Linked DNA regions of Homo sapiens: region 2 is linked to region 1. A link is a contact called in ENCODE Hi-C or POLR2A ChIA-PET data. All regions are on one chromosome and are shown on one strand. The core of a region is the stretch at or near the end of the contact, and the rest is flanking DNA. Distances in the headings are between cores, read along the strand shown. Region 1 overlaps LOC105376363 (a long non-coding RNA gene). Region 2 has its middle 54 kb from the start of AKR1E2.

What was found. A loop is a pair of places that touch in the nucleus more often than their neighbours do. ChIA-PET counts read pairs that join two places held with the same protein, here RNA polymerase II (POLR2A). Pooled maps may share reads with other maps.
Region 2: a loop to region 1 is called in a map of aorta, with 2.7 times the contacts of the local background. The contact joins two enhancer-like sites. A Hi-C loop is called at or near these places in 2 of 168 maps with a recorded cell type or tissue (Right ventricle myocardium inferior and aorta) and 6 of 50 pooled maps. POLR2A ChIA-PET finds 5 or more read pairs at or near these places in 3 of 52 experiments (MCF 10A, WTC11 and endothelial cell of umbilical vein).

Annotation. Positions count from the first base shown.
Region 1 is chr10:3,761,060-3,768,207 of GRCh38, reverse strand. It overlaps LOC105376363 (a long non-coding RNA gene), which reads right to left. Exons shown (of 4, transcript XR_001747332.1): 2 at 4,815-5,190; 3 at 161-336. Among named protein-coding and RNA genes, the nearest start is that of KLF6, 21 kb to the left of the region's middle. RefSeq lists enhancers at 1,187-2,386, 4,413-5,612, 7,028-7,127. Within about 2 kb of position 2,932, at least 6 of the 41 ENCODE cell types and tissues checked have a DNase peak (open chromatin) inside an H3K27ac peak, as active enhancers do.
Region 2 is chr10:4,768,937-4,776,162 of GRCh38, reverse strand. No RefSeq gene overlaps it. Among named protein-coding and RNA genes, the nearest start is that of AKR1E2, 54 kb to the left of the region's middle. Within about 2 kb of position 5,287, at least 9 of the 41 ENCODE cell types and tissues checked have a DNase peak (open chromatin) inside an H3K27ac peak, as active enhancers do.

The sequences.
Region 1 (7,148 bases), core at 1,683-4,182:
AGGCGCCTTTCAGCTTTTATGTATTGTTGACAATGCATGATGAGGGACCTGGTCCTTTCGAAGCAAAGGCTGTGTGTGTGTGTGTGTGTGTGTGTGGGTGTGTGTGTGTGTGTGGCCTCAGCTCAATATCACAGTCTTCAGACAGAAGTGGGCTCAGTACCTGCTTTCTTGCAGTCGTGACCATGATGGTCAGCGTGCCCATTCCACGTCCATGTGTGGCTCCTTCGCTGCTGCCTTCACAGCCCCTTCTGACTGGTGTGGGATGAATCAGGTAAGAAGTCACCAGGGCCATTCATTCTGGCCCCAGATCACACCTTCCCTGCTCAGAAATGACACCTGTGAGAGAAAGAGGCAGCGGAATGTCCCCATTTATGGACAAGGGTTGAAGTTTCTACCATAGAATACTCAGGGTAGAGCTGAACAAGGTACAAAGAACATCTGTTTTCATTTCTACTGCTTAGCTGTTGAGCAGTAGTGAGTGTCCGGTATGACCTCCCTGAAGCATAATGACGTTCCAGAAATGGATGGAATGTCCTGGGAGAGCCAGTGGCCACCTGTACTCTGAGCATCTTCACCCTTCTCCCTTCCTCCCTGGAGGATGAGTCCTTTGGACAAAGAATTGTGCATACAGTTGTCCCCCTTATCCCAGGGCGACACGTTTCAAGACTCCCAGTGGATGCCTGAAAGTATGGAAGCACCAAATCCTATATATATATACTATGATTTTTCCTATACATACCTACCTGTGATAAAGTGTAATTTATAAATTAGGCACAGTAAGAGATCACCTATAACATAATAAAATAAAACAATTACAACAATATACTCTAATAAAAGTTATGTGAATGTGGTCTCTTTCTCTTTCTCTCTCTCTTCCTCTCTCTCTCTCTAAATTTCTTCTTGTATTCACCTATTTTGAGACCTCACCTATTTTGGGACATCAGTTGACCACAGGCTACTGGAACTGCCAAAGGCGAATCCGCAGATAAGGGAAGATTACTGGATAAAATTTAATGGCTCTTGACTCCTCAGCCCCTAGGAATGCTCAATGTATGAATGAATGAATGAATGAACAATGAGCCTGATGTTGTCACTACTTTGCTCTCTTCTCCAACAGCATGGACGCATTAATTCTAAGCAGGATCTCTAAATAAAACCAGCAACTCATTTGATCCAAAATATCAGACCCCCTCTGGTTCCTGTTTTGCCTAGAAGGGTTTACATAAGACCAATCACTCATTTTCCATTTCATTCTCTTCCTTCTCCCCTTTCTCAGTAGATGGAAAGCCTATGGGAAAGACGACGTGGTTAGACAGCAGAAGACAATGACCAGGGATGTCCACACACCTGTCAATTCAGTTCTCAATAGTACAACACCAGGAAGAACCCCCACCTGGGAAAGAAAGGACCTGTGAGTGTCCTTTTATTTTGACTTCATATTAATTGAAAGGCTACCCCCCAAATTGACAAATGCATTTAATGCTCCAAGAAGATTCACAGGCCCCAGAACATAGCTACTCAGGGAAATGAAAGTGAAATCTTATTAAAGCACGTTTTTTGTTTGTCATTAAAATTTAAACAATCGGGTGTTTCGACGCATCACTTCTGTGCTAAATGCAAAACCTTTGTAATTCCGGATGTGAGTCTTTTGCACAGGAGACACACCTCGGGTTTTCCCAGATGACTCGTTAAAACGTTTACAAATCCCAAACCTCCTTTTTCACAAAGTGCTGCCTTTTCCTGCTTTTTACTTGCAAGCCACTTGATGTTTATTTGACTACATTAAAACAGAATGGTTGTCTTTTTTTCTTCAAGGTCAACCAGACAGTTAAGCTGTCACTGTTCATCATGTATTCATCTTAACGCAGAACATTGCAAAGTGCATGTTGTCTTTTTCCAGTTAAAGGTAACGTGTGATGCAGTCAGTGTTTCAGATGGAAAAATGGACTTTGAATCCCTGCGTCCCATCCGAGGGCAGACTGGGTCTGCCCCTCCTCCACCAGTGCAGTCCCCTGGGAGGGCTGCTGTGGGCAGTGAGTGAGGAGGCCAGGGCCGTGCCCAGTACAGTCCTGACGAGCCTCTGACCTCGCTCCACTTTTACCCCAATGGCTAACTTAGAGGCACGTTGTTTTGTTTCCAGTCCCACGTCCACCATTCCTTTTAGTAACTCTTTTCCATTTCATCACGTTTTCATGATCAGTCACAAGGAAATATTCAGATCTCAGCAACAAATTAAATGCACCGAAGCTCAAAGGCCTGGGTTCCAGAACCCAGCTCCCTACTAGCTCTGTGATGTGGGCCAACACACTACGTATCTGAAGGAGAAATTCTCATCTTCCTAAATTCGCGAGTTGGTGAGGAGCTCTCAAGAGCAAATGCATGGAAATGCACCTTTAACTGGGAGAATTGTGTTCAAATATGATGCAGCTGCTTCATCACCTCCCTCTGCTTCAGTTTGTCATTTGTAAAACTGGGGTTGAGGATAGCAAATGTGCTGGAAGATTGTCAGGATTAAAAATTGTATCTGCAAGGAGCTTAGCCCCAGTCCTGGCACAAAGGTGGGTGATGTATGTCACAGCCCCATGGGATCCAGATTGTAATTGTAATTTCTTCTTTGTAAAACAGGGAAAACGATTTAAAAAACTACCCTCCTACCCTTGTTGCAGGTGTACAGGACTCAGAAACAGAAAGATCTGGGGTGGGTCAAAAGCAGACACATGCACCCAGTTGGCATTCTCAGGATGTCTTGAGCCCTTCACTGTTTCTAGAAGGTGCCTGTGCTTTGCTGTCCCTGCCACCTGCTCCCTCTCTTCCATCAAGTTACCCTAAAATATGACAGACAGAAATGGGGACTGCTGGCTTTGGCCATGAAAACATCCGCCCGCTTCCGGCTTGCAGGGAATAACTTGTGGTTTCCTCTGCTGCACATGCAAGTCATGAAGACGATTTTCATCTTTGCTTCATCATCAGTCATAGCTCTTACGATCTGCCCACTTCTGAGAGTCCTTTTCTTAGAGAGGGACATGTACTGCTGGCAGAGGAGGAGCTCTCAGCGAAGAAAATGGCATTACTGAGCATTTGTTGAATTTTGCAGTGACCTCCTTGTTTTGAAACGATCAAATCAATCCTTATTTGTGTAACTCAGGAGTGCAGAGTGCATTGCCCACACTCTGTCACTGTGAGGGTCAGTGCTTGCTGTGGTTGAGGGATGAAGAAAACTTTGGATATCAAGTGGCCTCAGGGCAACAGAACAGGTTTTCAAGGGACTATCACCTTTCCCTAGCAAACAACAACAGTGGCAGCTACAAGGCAAATACGGAAATGATCTTTGGTGTGCACAGATCACAAAGTTTGCACCTGCACAATCGGCTGGTTATGAACTCGGAGAAATTTCTCTCTTGCATCCTGACTGTTCTTTCTTAGCCCATTGCCTGTGTGGTGGCCCATGCCAGCAGCCTCTTCTGTCCTGTTTCTACAAGTGCAGGGACGTTACTGACAAGCCCAGTCTCACACCCTGTATGGGCAAATGCCTAGAACAGGGCTTAAATGAGAAGACAGATGTGCTTCAGAGTCCAACAGATCTCTCAAATGCCAGCTCCAGAAGTTTCTAACCATGAGAACTGATTAACACATGGGAGCTTTAACCTCCCTCTTTCTAAAGTGGGCATGGGGATGTCTACTGCTCAGGTTTACTGAGAGGATGGGTGCAATTCTGTACTTGCCGTTCAAATCCAGGACAGCCCTGAGGCTGCTGCCCCAGATCCCAGGAGCTCAGGGTGCCTCTGTCTGCAGAGGCTGGAGAAAAATTTATCTCTTGGCAGAACTCAGCACTCAGCAAACAGAGTATTCTGCTTCAAATTCCAGTTCAATCCTGAGTTCTAGTATCTTAAAGATAGAGACCTGAGACCGTTCAGATATTGTGTCTAACTCCTGTAGAACTTAGAATCATGAAAAGATCCTACGCAACAGGTTCTGTTCAGTCCCTTGGCCAATTTCAGCATGGTGACTTTTTCTCTGCCTACGTGTCTAAAACACGATTTTTATTTAATCTTACATAATAAGATCACAGTGTCAGCATCAGAGCTGAGAGGAGAACTCAGGATTCTGGCTCCTATTCCTGCTTGCTTCCTACTGAATCATGTTCATCACAGCTTCTGTGACCTCAGAAACCTCAGGCAACTCACGTATGGGGAATGAAGAATGGATTGCAACAGCGTCAGCTCTCGCCTTATCTACCTGAATTTTTGACTTCCCTTGTTACTTCATGTTTATGCCTTTATTTCCCCTCCCATCATCCCTCCCCAAATCAAAGAGCCTTTACCTTGTATTTTATATATGTCCCAAACATAAGCTACCCTGGCTTCTAGAAAAATAGTGGCTGTGTACAAACCATCCTTCTGTGTGGCTGTCAAACCAGCTAGGGAACCCTCTGTTTGGCTACTAGATTTTTGCCTTGATCATAGAACATTTGAGATCTTTGATAAATGAATGGGTGTTATTTGAATTTTCTATATTTAAATTTATTTTTACACCCAGAAGCTGATCTCAAGCAAGACGTTCACATGCTAACTATTGGGTTGGGTGGCAGGCACCATTAAGAGAAGCAGCAATTCTCCTTCAGGTACTGTGGCATGAACAGAAAAAATAGTCATTGGCTAAGTTGTTGTTCTACATTAGGGTTACATGCTCATGACTGCAGAACACAAATGACCAGGATTTTAGTCTCACTGAGAGCAGGCTTTCATCCTGGAGCAGCTTTTGGGGCCCAGGATCTGACCTCTGCAGGGGGACTGAGCAAGGCTGCAGTGACTCACCTCCCTGCACTCGCACCCACAGATGGTCCTGAGTCAGAAGCCTGGCACCTGGGTCGGGCAGCCGGGTAAGAGTGTGCACTTTCATCGTCTATTCATACCCGTCCTGGGAAAATCTTTCCAGCCTGGGAAATGGCAACCTGACACGTTTCACCGGGACTCAACTTCCTGAGCGTATGCACAGAAAACCCCACACCCTTCACCTTTATTGAACAAGGAGGGAGCCCGATAAGAATCGCTGAAGAAACGCGGGGAGTGTCCCGCACAACCGGATGGGTGTGGCAGGCAGCGTGGGCGAGTAGAGTGACCTGGGGCGGAAGAGGTGTCTGAATTTGCGTGGCTCCAGCGGCTCAACCCCTCCGAGTCTTCAGTGCAGTATCTGTGCAAAAGAGAAAAGCTTTGTAGATACTCTCTGAAATCGGCACTGAGCAGATACCCATTTCTTTTCCTTTCGCATTTGCAGAATGTAATATTTCTAGGGGAGCAGAAAGAATTGGTTAGGAAAAGGCTGTTAAGGAAGGAGGTAAGTAGACAGAGACGGGGTTTGCTGGAAATAATGAGGAAAAAGCTCGAGGCCACTTATGCACCTGCTGTCACGATTCAGCTGGGACCTTCTGAATCATACGAACCCAGAAAGGACAGCTGTGCTGTGTGCGTTGTGCGAATGACCATTTGCTAGAATAACGTATCTCCAGAATAATTTGTTTAGGGGCAATTTTATGTGTGTACATGGTATTCACAAATGTTTTATCCCCACAGTTAATTCAATGCAGGGACAGTTAACCCTTTTTTTCCCAGGGAATTTGGGACTGACCTAAGGACTCTCTGGCCTCCACTCCTATTGCCACACAAGTTTCTGCTGAGGCAGGAACCACCATGCCTTCCAGGGACCTCCAGTCAAAATCAATGAAGTCTGCAAACAATTTCAACTGTAGTATTGTAGCCCCAATAAATAAAGAGCACTTATTAAAACATATTGACTCGAAAAATATTTGACATGGTGTGTTTGTAACAGGAGAATGGGAGCTCAGGCCTTTCTTCTCATTGAAGATACCTCCACTCACCTTGTTCTCTATGGGGAGAAAAACAAATGAACAACAAACAGATTTTGAAGCCACTGTCCTTTCTAACAGGCAGGTCAGTGGGAGGATCCTATGCAAACTGCAGGTACAAACCCCACCCCTACTTCCCAGGACGAACCTCAGCGCCCAGTGTCATTCTTCAGGAATTCCAGCTCAATTATTAGCATGAAAGAGAGCACTGAAGGCTGGAAATGGTCAGCTCCTTCTTTTCCAAAGTGCAGAAAACCATACACCTTTGACCTCCTAATGCTTTACAGAATGGGCGTGAATCAAAAGCTTGACATCCAAGGAATTTCAACGTTGTTTGTGTGTGTGGCCCACATTTTCTAACCATGCTGGTTCAGCAAGTCAGGGGTAAGAACCGAAGGATGAAAAGCTTAGCCAGCTGGGCATGGATCTCTCACAGATTACCTCGGCTTCCAATCTTTTGTTCAACCCATTTAGCCTTGAATTTTTAATACATTTGTCAAATTTATTTATTTATTTATTTTTGCCTACCATTTCTTTCAACAGAGTCAATGATGACTTTATCTTGGTGTACTTTTTTTAAAAGCCCCAAAGTGTTTGGCCTAGAAATGACACAAAATGTTAAGGTTTAAGGTGCTTTTTGCTTTCTAAAATATGCCAGAATACCAAGCTAAGTAACTTCAAACTAAGGTGATGTCAGGTGAAGAGCCCCGGAAGTGGGACATTTTATCTTCCTGGTTAGTCCATTACATGCAAAGCAGGGGAATGAGGTGTTTTTACTATTTTATTGCTTTCAGAGTCAATTCTACATCAAGAGACAGAAACCAAGATGACTCAAGAGCTCTTGGAAAAAAAAAAAAAAAAACATTCTCTTAGAGAACTGCATGGTTTTCTTACGGCCTGTGTGGAGGGAAAGCTGTGATGAAGGACCTGTAATTTTTATTTGCAGACTTTCAGTTCTGCTCTCATTTTGTTGAAACCATTGGTTCCGTCTTTCATTTCCTATACCAAGCGCATCATTGAGACCAGCTTCTGGGTATTTATTTGCAGTCCTGATTGGCTGGGGTTCTGATGCACGAGGCCCTGCCATCTTCTCTGTGAGAAGTGTTGGTTCGTTTCTGGATGGAGGACTCAAGCTCATTTTAGGGGCTCTCCTAGAGGTAGGGGTGAGTGCTCCAAGGGTGGAACATGCGTGAAGAATCGGTTTGCTCTCCCTCAGCTCTGTGCATAACCAAAGGTTTGATACCAAATGCAGAAGTTGCCAATGGAAGAAAATGCCACTTCAACT
Region 2 (7,226 bases), core at 4,038-6,537, 1.0 Mb before region 1:
TGGAATGGCACACTATGCAGTCTTTTCAGACTGGCACCTTTCACTTGGCAAGAAGCACTGAAGATTCACCCATGTCTGTGTAAGGCTCTGTGACTCATTCCTTTTTATTGTTGAGAAGTATTCCATGGTGAACCACAGTCTGTGTATCCATTCAAGTACTGAAGGACGTATTGGTTAATTTCTGTCTTGGGAAATTATGAATAAAGCTGCCATACATACTTGCTTGCAGGGTTTGGTCTAAACATACTTTTCAGATCAGTTGTGTCAATACTTAGGGGCATGACTACTGGGTCATATGGAAGACTATGATTAGTTTTATAAGAAACTGCTTAACTGTCTTCCAGTGTCTGCGACATTTTGTAGTCACCAACAATGAGCAAGAGTTCTGCCGGCTCTGCTTTCCTGCCAGGCATTGCTATTTTGGTGGGTTTAAGAATAACAATAGATGTGTAGTGAGTTTTGCCACTAGTTTAATTTATATTTCCACAATGACATATAATATTGAGCATCTTCGTCTTTTCGTGTGATACTTTTACCCTTGCTGAGGTATTCGTTCAAATTTGCCCATTTCTTTTCTTTTTTCTTTTTTCTTTTAACAGACTCTTGCTCTGTCGCCCAGGCTGGAGTGCAGTGGTGTGATCTCAGCTCACTCCAACCTCGACCTCCCTGGTTCAAGCAATTCCCCTGCCTCAGCCGCCTGAGTAGCTGGGATTACAGGAGCATGCCACCATGCCTGGCTAATTATTTATTTATTTATTTATTTATTTATTTTTAGTAGAGACGGGGTTTCACCATGTTGGCCAGACTGGTCTCAAACTCCTGACCTCAGGCAATCCATCCGCCTCGACTTCCCCAAATGCTGGGATTACAGGCATGAGCCACCATGCCCAGCCCCATTTCTTAATTGAGGCATTAGTTTTCTTATTGTTGAATTTTAAGAGTGTCGTATATATTAGAGTCAAGTGTTTTTATCACATATGTGTTTTGCAAATAGTTACTCATTTTCTTGGGCTTCCATTTTTATTCTGTTAAATGCCATTTGCAGAGCAGACATTTTTAATTTTAATAATGCCTGACCTATGAATCTTTTTTTGAGTGTGAATGGATCATGCTTTTGGAGCTGTATTTAGAAACTTTTATCAAACAGAAGGTCAGGTAGATTTTCTGCATTTTCTTTCAGAAGTTTTGCACCTTTGTATTTTACATTTATGTTTATGCATCATTTTGAGTTAATTGGTATTTTAATTTTTTATTTCCATAGGTTATTGGAGAACAGGTGGTATTTGATTACATCAGTTTTTTAGTGGTTATTTGTGAGATTTTGGTGCACCCATCACCCAAGCAGTATACACTTCACCCAATTTGCAGTTTTTTATCCCTCACTTCCTTCTCATCCTTTTCCCCTGAGTCCTCAAAGTCCATTATGTCATTCTTATGCTTTTATATCCCATTTTGAGTTAATTTTTGTGAAAATTGTACAGTCTGTGTCTAGGTTTTTTTTTTTGGAAATAGGTGTGCAACCGTTCCAACATAATTTGTTTAAAAAGCCTGTGTCTTCATTGAATTACCTTTAGGCCAACATAAAGAATTAAGTGAATGTGTTTGGATCTATTGCTTGGCTTCATATTCTGTTCATTGATGAATGTGTTTATTCTGTTTTTGAAACCACGCTGTCTTGATTACAATAAACTTTATAGCGAATCTTGAAATTGGATGATTTGAATCTTCTAACTTCATTCTTCTTCATTAGAGGACAATTCTAGATTTTTTGCATTTCTTCATACTTTTGAATCAGGCTGGTGATATCTAACAAATAACTTGCTGGGATTTTGAACATGAAATATTTCTTCATTTATTTAAATGTCATTTGATTTCTTTCATCAATTTTGTAGTTTTCCACATGTAGATACTTAAATATTTTGTTAGATTTGTTCTAACAAAAGAGTTCATTCTTTTGGTGCAATAGTAAATTGTATTCCTTTTTTACATTTTACATTCCAATTGTTTACTCCTAGTATACAAAATAATTATATATGTTAATATTGTTCCCTGTGACCGTGATATACTCATTTGTTACTTATATATATATATTTTTTAAATCTACAGAGTCATTCATGTGACAGTTTTATGTCTTCCTTTCCCATTTGTATATTTTCAATTACACTTTTTTGTCTTTTTGTGCTAGTTAGCATTTTGGGCATGATGTCAAGTGAAATCGTATGGGAGGACATCCTTGCCATTTCTAATCTTAAGGGAAAGTCATTAAGTTTCTCACCATTAGGTATGATATTAGCTGTAGGTTTTTGGTAGATATCTTCTTATCAAGTTGAAAAGGTTCCCCTCTATTCCTAGTTTGCTGAGAATTTTTATTTTGAATGGTTGTGAGGTTCGTCAAATGTTTTTTCTGCATCTATTGATATGAGCATATGATTTTTCTTCTTAGCTTGTTGTCATGATGGATGACATTGATTGATATTTGAATGTTGAATCATTCTTTTGTATACTTTACTTCAGGTATGAAATGATCCCACTTGGTTGTAGTGTATTTCAAAAAATACATTGTTGGCTTTGACTCACTAATATTCTGTTGAGCTATAATTATAAGACATGTTGGAGTCTAGTTTATTCTTCTGTAATGATTTTAATCTGGCTTTGGTGTTAAAGTAATTCTGGCCTCATAAAAGGTACTGGGAAGTATTCCTTCTGCTTCCATTTTCTGCAGTGAAGTTTATAAAGTTTAACCTAATTCTCCTGGTTTTAATGCCTAAGCATCACCCACCACTGTGCCTCACATGTCCCAGTGTATAATCTCTCTGAATCAATTTCTTTCTGTGTTGGGGAGGTATGGTTACTAGTCTCAGATTAATGGCTACAAATATACAGTTTGATAAAATAAATAAGACTGATAGATTAGTAGGCTGATTATAGTCTACAATAATTATTGTATATTTCAAAATATCTAGAAAAGAATAATTTAAATATTTCTAGCATAAAGAAAAGACAAATATTCAAGGTGATAGGCATCTTAATTGCGCTGCTTTTATCTTTATTGATTACGTGAATGCAATAAATTATCACATGTATCCTGAAAGTGTGTACATCTATTATACATCAATTAGAAAACATTTAAAAACTCAGAGAAGGAATCCTGGATGCCCGATCACTATTTATTCCACCTGTCAATTGGCCCTCCTGGTTTTGAACCCCATCTGATCACTGCATTTGCAAAACTCAGAACCTCTCGTTTTTTATCTTTCCCCATTCTTCAGTGAAAAATTCTCTTAGGATTCAGCTTCCTTTGTTCCGCTAAGTCGGTTTCCACCATCCCGCCCAAATATTTGTTAATGTATCTCATCCACTGCAGCCTCTCCTTTCAGTCACCTGTCTGTGAATTTATACTTCTTCTCTATAATTTCCTTAGGATTTGTGGAAGGAGCAGACATAGGCGAGCATGTGTCTAATCTACTACCTTTACCCAGAGTTTCTATAATTTATTTGCTTAGAAATGTTATGAAGCTTTTACAAAATCATATGACATCCATAATGCATTATTTAATAGAGCAGAACCTTACATTTTATGAGTTTATCGTTCACGCAAAAGTAATAGAAATCTGAAGGAGACTTGAAAGGCTTGAGGCTGAAAAACATCTAATTTATGGAATTTGAGAATTGTAGCATCTCTGGGGTAGAGTTGGGTGTTTCTCTTTGTGGCAGATCTTCTCCTTACTCTGGAATAAAATGATTTGATGAGTAAGTATAGTTTCATACACATGGTGAAGTTTCAGTATAAACTCATGCAGGATTGAGGTTGGAGCCTAGTCATTATTCTTGGTACAAAGGATTAACCCAAACGCAGTTTCTTCATTCAGAGCTACTGTACATTTATTTAGAAATGGAAATTGGGTATATAAACAAGGCAGCATCTTTGTACAATAGAGCATTTTACCCCTAATTTTAGATTTGAATTATTCAATGAAGAAACATGAGGCATATGCTTCCGGGAATGTGGAGGTACATGATCTCCACTCAATGCTCTGAAGAACATTCCATGGCAAGGACGTGGCTTGACTAACATGTCCAACTAACGATGCGCTCTTCTTTAGAAGGTTGTTTAAGAGTGGATAAATATGACTTTGGGGAAAATGGAATATTTCATTTGTGGTTTTTGGTGACCAAACCATTTCTGAGTTTCCGCTTTCCTCTTAAGTAAATAGCTATGTTTATTGTCAATTAATGTGGAGCAGGAAAGAAGACAGCACCCAGATTTCTGCCATTGTTTTGAGAAAGGATATTGGCAGGTTTTCCCAAGCCATCTCCTCCAACCCTCCTTGACACCCTTTGTCCTGGGATCTGGCTCAGTGGACACAGTTATGGGGGGTGGCACATATTCTCAGAGGATAGGAAGTTTATGGGGAAGAAGGGGAATGAAACCCACATCCAGAGACAGAATTATCTGAAACTTTAACATTCAGGGACTCTTGTTTGATAAATCCCTGCAAAATCCTGGGAGAGGCTTCCTCCTTGGCAATATGTTTCATAAGTCATGTTTTATAAATGGCTGCTTTTTATAGAAATTTATTTAATGAAGTAGAATCAGATTTTCTTCTGATTCAAAACCCCAGGAATGGATGAGTCATATGCCCATTTCCTACTCTAACTGCTCTCCTTTCTCCGCTGGAACTTTCTCAGCCAAAAGCATCATTTGGAAGAAGCAAAAACAATCTTATCTAAATGGATGTGTGCAGAGAGGACTTTGTATTTACAAATAATTTGTTTTATTTTCTGCTTCCTGTAGATGGAGCTAAATCCTTAAGCATATGTTTACATGTGATGGAATTCCCAGGAAGGAGATCTTTGAAAGACAATAATAATATCTGCTGCTGAAGGCTTTTAATTCTTTGGACAATAAGTGGTGCTACACTGGGCACAATTTGGTGCTAAAGAAAGAAAGTTATTTGTAGGCAGAATCCTGTACCTGCCTCCTAGTCTCTGCAGAGAACAGAGAGTTTGTTGTTGAATAGAAATGGCCAGCAGTGTTACTATTGCTGTATTTTGTATTTTATCTAAGGTCATATTCAACTTCTTTTTTTTCTCATAAAAAATTAAACTGTTAAACTGCCCATTATCCATTGTCCTTTTACACGGGTGTTTCCTGGTCTTGTCTGTTGCTCAATGTGATTGAATGACCATGTATGACAAATAGTAATGAGCTCATAGTATTTCCCTTAGTCAGTTAATAAACAGTGCATATCTTTGGAAGAAGAGACACACTTTATTACTTCCCCATATGGTTTCAAAGGGATGTGAGAGCACAATGAGTCAGGCCAACAGGAAAACTTAAAAAAAGAAACGGAAAAAAAAGTTTTTAAAGAATCTTATTGTGTTTCTCCCAAGTTGCTCATAGCAACTTGTTTATTAATTCTAGAAATAGGCAAAGAAATTTTATACCTTAATAAGAAAAGAAAAAGACAATATTTTAGGGAGTTTAAATAATATTTATATGGAAAACAATTTTATTAAGTGAATTCACATATGTCTTAAGTGCTTTTTAGTGTATCCAAGACAGCATTAGATACATGTTACTTCTTAAAAAAATAAATGACCCCTCAAAAAGTTTTTAAGACATTTTTCTATTTTTTTCCAATCAGCTTCCATTTTTGTAACTAGTATACTAATTCACGGCAAAGTAAAAACAAACCAATTATAACATAAAATATTACTTTGAGATATTTTGATTATTTTTAAACGTCATAATTATTTGAAATCAGAAAGCAAAAAATGCTGGAATCAAAGTTAATTTCAGCCTCCAAATGTTTAAACTGTGTATTAAAACCTCTCTCATCTTATGTAAATTTTAATTCTTTAAAGTTGTGACATTTTCAAAAATCAAATATATATTTTATTTGGATTAATACATAATCTTGCAGAATGAGTTTATTATAATTTTATTCATATATGAGCTTTAAATTTATATCCCAAATAATTCTCAGAAACATTGGAGTACTCAGTTTTGTAGGTTGGTTAGCATTTTGATGTATCATTTACTATTAGTTTTTAGAGGTTAGAGCATCAATGAAAAGAAATATTGGTAATATAGAGGCAAGTTCTGAAATCTGTGGTTTCCAAGTCAACATTCAGGATTATTCTTTTAAAAAAATATAATTAAATTTTCTCAAAGTTACATTTACTATATTACAAATAGTCTCTTGTTTTGATTTATTAGGAAGACGTTAACAGCATATTCTTTTTTATGCAGTTTTCTTAAGACTCCATTAAAACAAATGGCTTTCCGGTCCGTGCCCCCTTCCAGGTCAGCTAACAATTTTATATTGATTTGCAAAAGAGGCTCCATTATAAAAACCTTTTGTAATTATCTAAATTCCATGTGTTTAGGAAGCTTTTGAACCATCCAGGAATAAGCTAATTTCCGTAATGGTGAGAAAGAATTGTACAGTGGATACAATAAATGCTTGTCTACTTACTTAGGCTTGTGTTTGAGTCTGTAAGTGCATGATTTGCTAATTTTGTTAAAAAAATAGTAAAAATTCTAATCTTCATTTGTATTGTTTCCTATATAAAAAAGCAAACCATTAGCAATTATAGTCCTATTTCTTAGTCATATACTGTCAATCAGCTATCTTGAAGATGGAACTGGGAAACCAGAACTTATATTCAACATGATAAGGAAATTTGAATTCATTTTATATACTATAAAGTTTATAAAAGTTATTAATAAGTAACCATAAGAATGGATTAAAAAATATTTAAAGCATACCAATTGACAGATTTGTAAATATCATTGAAAAAGTCAGAGATAACTTGGCCGAGATATCTATAGCACCTTTACACTTTAAAATTTTAATATCAATATGCCTTCTTATGAGTTATGTGTTTGCATATTGACTGTGTTCAAATTTGTTATTTCAAATTCCCCTTTGTTTAGGACTCTTGAAAGCACACAGGACTAACTGAGTTAGGGCAATGGGCTTCCAGTGCCCTCTTGGCTGTCACCTTATTTAATAAGGCCTGGCTTGTGCAGTCACTAGTTGGATTGGATTATGTTCTTCCTGACATTTCCATTCACTCTGTTGCCCAGCCCTAAATATGTTAAGCAAGATGAGCTATCCTGGGGCCAGGATGATTTTCCTTCAAAAGCATCCTCATCAGATTTAAATATTTACTGCTTTCCCCCATATCAAAGTCAATTAAATAACTTCTCATACAAT